Regions from separate parts of the Homo sapiens genome. Here region 2 is linked to region 1. The links are chromatin loops, found by intact Hi-C in ENCODE. Cell type or tissue: GM12878. All regions are shown on one strand. Region 1 has its middle 280 kb from the start of LINC02151. Region 2 overlaps LINC02703 (long intergenic non-protein coding RNA 2703).

What was found. A loop is a pair of places that touch in the nucleus more often than their neighbours do. Peaks named below come from ENCODE experiments on the same cell type or tissue, not always from the same donor. Only the 100,000 strongest peaks of a DNase experiment are listed, where the experiment ranks them.
Region 2: it touches region 1 in a loop (9-fold over the local background); 1 of 110 quality-filtered maps calls a loop at or near these places.

Annotation. Positions count from the first base shown.
Region 1 is chr11:116,223,380-116,225,879 of GRCh38, forward strand. No RefSeq gene overlaps it. Among named protein-coding and RNA genes, the nearest start is that of LINC02151, 280 kb to the right of the region's middle. In GM12878, a CTCF peak has its summit at 1,194 (motif pointing left); a DNase peak (open chromatin) is centred at 1,218.
Region 2 is chr11:115,920,456-115,922,955 of GRCh38, forward strand. The region is part of intron 1 of LINC02703 (long intergenic non-protein coding RNA 2703); the gene reads left to right. Among named protein-coding and RNA genes, the nearest start is that of LINC02703, 2.1 kb to the left of the region's middle. In GM12878, no CTCF peak of the experiment used is centred here; a DNase peak (open chromatin) is centred at 1,240; H3K27ac peaks cover 2,500 bases.

The DNA.
Region 1 (2,500 bases):
TGGGATGTTGGGTACTAGGAAGTGGTGAGGAGGTGGTGACACAACCAGATCTGCCTCTTAATAACCCCTGAAGAAGTCCATATGGTTGATGTCCCTCTTTAGAATGTGGTTCTTACCACTTATTGTACCCAGCTTTCAATCCCATCGCCAAGTCAACATCCTAATACATTTGCCTAGTGTAGGTCCTTCAAGGGCAGTCAAGTTCCACCGCTCCAGAGTGTGCCATAGCCCCCCAAGCAGCCAGTCTTAATATCTGGCCTCCTTTGCTGTTTGCAACCTCTTTCTTTGGCATGTGAGTGCCTAAAGGGCAGGGACAGGGGCTGATGCATCTCTGTATTCCCAGGACCTTGCACCAGATCTGGCACCTCTCAAGCCCACAACAAAAATTTGTTGGATGAATAAATAAAATAAACAAACTTAATTAAGAAATACTGAATAAGTCAACTATTGAATAAAGAAGGAAATAAATAAATGAATGACTGAAGGAATGAATGAGCAAGCCCAGAATCTGACTGGGTCCCCCTCTTGTCTTCCAACCTCCCATGAAGCTCTCAGGAAGCCCATTTGCAGATGGCCCTCAGCTCCTTAGATTCCAGGAGAGCAGGCTGCCAAGCCCATGGATATGGAACTGTTAGCTCAGGAGGCAACAGCCTCACCGTGTAAAATCACAGTCTATTCTAGCCAAATTAACTAGGTAATACTCTGCATTGGTGTAAAATTCTCCATCAAACCATGAAGACTGGCGTTTAAAACATTTAAGACCCGAGAAGGGGAGGAGAGGGCAAGAGAGACCATTGCTTTTCCTGGCAAGTAATGGTGAAGGGTTTCCCAGCCTGGCTAAGCAGGGAGGAGCCCCACCTGGGATTCTCAAAGCCAGTGCCCGCTCCATGCCCCTGGCTGGGCCTCCTTGCCCAGAGCTCCTCACAAGGTCTTTCCATTCTTGGGGTCACTGACCCTACACTGGGCCCTCCTGTGGACATTTAGTTGGATGATGCTGAGGGCATCAGACAGAAGGAAGACTAAGCTGGAATCTCCCCAGGCAAACACACTATGGCATTTCCTGACACCCCACCCCCACCCCCAACCCTCCTTATGGGGAAGCCACCCCTGCACCGATTCCAGAGCACCCTTCATTTTTAGAACCCAGAAGATTCAGCACCTTACATTCCCAGTGGTCCCCGGGGCTCCCCCTAGTGGTCCCATAATTGAAGTGAACAGAGATTATCCCTGAGTCTTGGCTGGATGTTACAAAGAGCATCTTTTTCTGTCAATAACATTTATTGGGCACCTCCCACAGCCAGGTGCTAGGACTCTTGCGAGGGGTCACAGGCCTTGATTACAGGTAGCCTGTGAGCCTGCGGGGCAGTACCGTGTGTCTTTGCCTTTCTGGTGCCCACGATGGCATCGAGTCAGTGCTGGCAAACGCTGTAACAGATACTTGCATTCAGCAATGAAAAGTGAGTAACAGAAACAGTAATACAAGATACCTCCACGTACACCCATCAAACTAGCAACCACTCATCCCAACCCCTCGGGGTTTGGTTCTGGGGCCCCCCCGCAGGAGGGGGAGAAAAGGAGGCAGCCTCCCGGGGGATTATTCTGTGCTGAGGTAGCATACTGGCTGCTGTGCCCTGGGGAGCCAGCTCCCTGCATAAGTGCACAGATAGACAGATAGATCGTATTAAGCATACAACATTCAGGGGCTTCATTTGGAAAAGACACTGATTCTAAATGGCTGTTTGCCATTGACAAGGCACATCACCAAGGCTAACGCAGACAGCTCTGGGTTATCCAGCTTGTATTCCTGCCACCCCTCCATCCCCTGTGTGGGCACACACATGCACCCTAGGGCCCCACTTGCTCTAGCCTTGTGCCCAAGCTGATACTGCATTCCGGGCGGCAGACTGTCTTGGCAGAGACCAGATGCCAGCAGATCCCTCCCTGTCCCCTGGGGATCTCAGGCCCAGCTGTAGTAGCCAGGCAGCCTTGGGACCCTACAGTCTCCACCCATCCCCCACCCCCAGAGCTCATCAACACAACTCCCCATCTCCCTGTCCCCTCTCCCACCCCATCCTCCCTCTTTACTGCTTATGCCTGTGTAGGCAGGAGGCAAAGCGATGCGAATACATTAACATTTCCTTAATTCTATCTGTGCCTCCAAAACTCTGAGTCACAACTGGGTGGGTTTTCGTGCCTGGTGAACTGTCAGCCTCATTCAGAAATGCCATTTTCTACTTTGCTCCTGGATCAGCGAGAGGACAAGTGGCGGGTGGGGGGGCACGGGGATGGGAAGTGGCACACCCAACACTGACTGGCCCTTGACTGATGACAAGATTGAGGCCCCTGCGGTCCCTAGGAGAAGCTGTGTGAGTTTCTACTGAGAACCCTAGAACTTTGCCTTTGTATAGCAATGTTTACATTTTACAACATGCACTCACCTACCTTATTTTGTCATTTGTACATCCATTTCATATAAGTGAAAAGTGAAGTACAAAGATCT
Region 2 (2,500 bases), 300 kb before region 1:
AGTCAAGAATGTGTTCACTCTCCTCTTCCTCTTTATATACTCACCACCGCCATCGCCAGCACCTTCACCTTCATCATTGTCTCTCTCATTTATGGAGCACTGTGCTAAGCCATTTTTATGCATGATCTTCTCCTCACAACAACCCTGTGAGATAGATACCCTTATTTCCCCCCATTTCCAATGGGTAAACTGAGGCTGCAGGAAATTGAGCCAATAAATGGTAGAGCCAGAATTCCAGTTCAGACCAAATGTGACTCCAGTACACTATGCAATGTAGATGCCTATCCAATGTCTTCTTGGATGCTTCCAATGACGAGGTGCTCAGTAACTCCTGAGCTTCCCGTTGCACTGTTGGACAGATTGCAAGCTTTCCTCCCCAGGTCTCTGACATTCTGCCTGTCGTTACACAGAATGCATCCTGTCACACCATGGCAGCATGTTTGATTGAGGCAGGGCCCTAGTTAATGCTTTGCAGTCAAGCAGGGATACTGGGCTGGTGTAATGTAAAATGCTGACCTGGGGAAATGGCATTTCACTGAACTCACTGAGGCTTGAAATGGGTGTGCTGTGAACTGTACGGCCTTGCCCTCCTGAAGAGAGGGCCCCGAGGGATAGCTGGAAGGCCTGGCAGAGTGCCTCTCCTCCCTCTCAGCATGCCATGGCCTTCTAGGGGGCTTCCAGTTCCATGCTGAGGCTATACTTCCCTCTCAGGGAGAGCTGGTTGCTCCCGCATGCTGTTTGTAGTGTTTTACATCTACCTCTGCAAACCTGCTGGGCGTTCTGGCTGGATGATGCTGTTCACATTCCGAATGCTTGTGTTTACCCACCTCCTCACTGAACAAATTTACAAAGTCAACATTTTGGGACATCTCAGAGATTTAAAAAAAAAATGGCAACACAAAACTAACACAACTATGTTGTCCTCTCCCACCCCCTTGTTTCTAACACATCATAGAGTGGAATTAACAAGATTCTAGTCCTTGGCACTGGATCAATTCTGGATGCCATCTCCACCCAGTCTCCATCCCGTCTTTCCCCTAACTCTTACTGTTCTGATAAGTGATGGTAAACAGAAAACAGGCCATTGTGTCAACTATACCTGGCTTCCAATCCCAACTCAGTCTCTCACTAGCTCTGTGATGATGAGTAAGTTACATAATCTCTGCGAGCTTTAGTTTTCTCATGGGAAACTGATACACGCTTTGCATTGTTGTGCTGAGCTTTAGGCAAGGTATCCAGGATGTGCATGGTTTTGGTTGCTGGTTGGTCATTCCAGGATTTCATCCTTTCGACCTTGACCAGTTCAGTGATTAATGGTTTTCATCAGTTAAATCTGGATGATGGAGTAATTGAGTCAGGAGTGGGACAGGGCAGCTGGACCCAGAGCAGACACTGAGCACCCCTGGGCAAGCCCCCAATCTTTCTGTGTTTTTGTGCCTCCATCTGTTGTGCCCTGATCTGAAATCATTTTGTCTCTTACTGGAAGGATGTGAGGCTGAGATGGAAAGAAGAAGGAGAGGTGCTCAAAAGTCTGCTGAAGAAAGATGAATAGCCCCTTGTAAGCCCCACTTACTGCTGCCCACCCTTGATTGTCTGTGGCCGTAGAGGAGAGAGAGCGTAATTCTATAAGAGAGGAGCACCCAAAACTGCTGCTTGATAACCCTGGGTGTCTCCTAGACAAAAGCCCTACTCCTTGGGGTATTGTTCATGTTCTTCATGTTCTGGTCCCAGGAGACTTCTGCAGAGGCATCTCTCTGCTCCCTTCTCTCTCCCCAGGGACTACCCACTCTGCCTTGAATATACTGTGCCCATTTGCTCCTTTGATTTTTTATTCTTGGAATGTCCTCCCTTCAACCTCCTTTGCCCCTATACTGCCCCACCAGGTGAACTCAAATTCATCCTCATGGTTTCCTCTAAAGTGTCCTCTGATCTCTATGTGGCTTTTTTTTTTTAACTCCTCCTGACTTCCTCTCCATTTTTATGCCTCTTCTCCCTGTACATGCAGCGATAGCCTCTACTACAGCACCTCATAGTGTGCTGCAATGTCTGTTTACATGGCAGCATCCCCTGTCAGATTTAGGGCAGGGACTGTGCTTATTCTTCCCCATGTCCCCAGTGCCCAGTAAAGTGCCAGGCAAATAATAGACAATTAATAAATACTTGTTGTTGAATTGCATTCAGAGCTGTGTGTGCCCCAGCTCTCTTCTTCCACCTCTCCCTTCCCACAGCACACTCATGGTCTCTCCCTCTTGCCCTGCCCTCTCCTCATTTCTCCCCTCCCTTGTCCCATCGCTGTCCTTGCTATCTCCTAATTGAATTTTTCTGGACAGTAACAAGGCCAGAGATATCTTGCAAAGTGAATACACCACCCACAAATAATCAAGTTGCCACCATTCTCTTAGGCGAGCACCATTTTGGGGATACTATTTATCTCCCCTTCTTCCCATATGTCCAACCCCAGGGTGGGTCATAAAGGGGACAAAACCAGCTCCTCTAATTT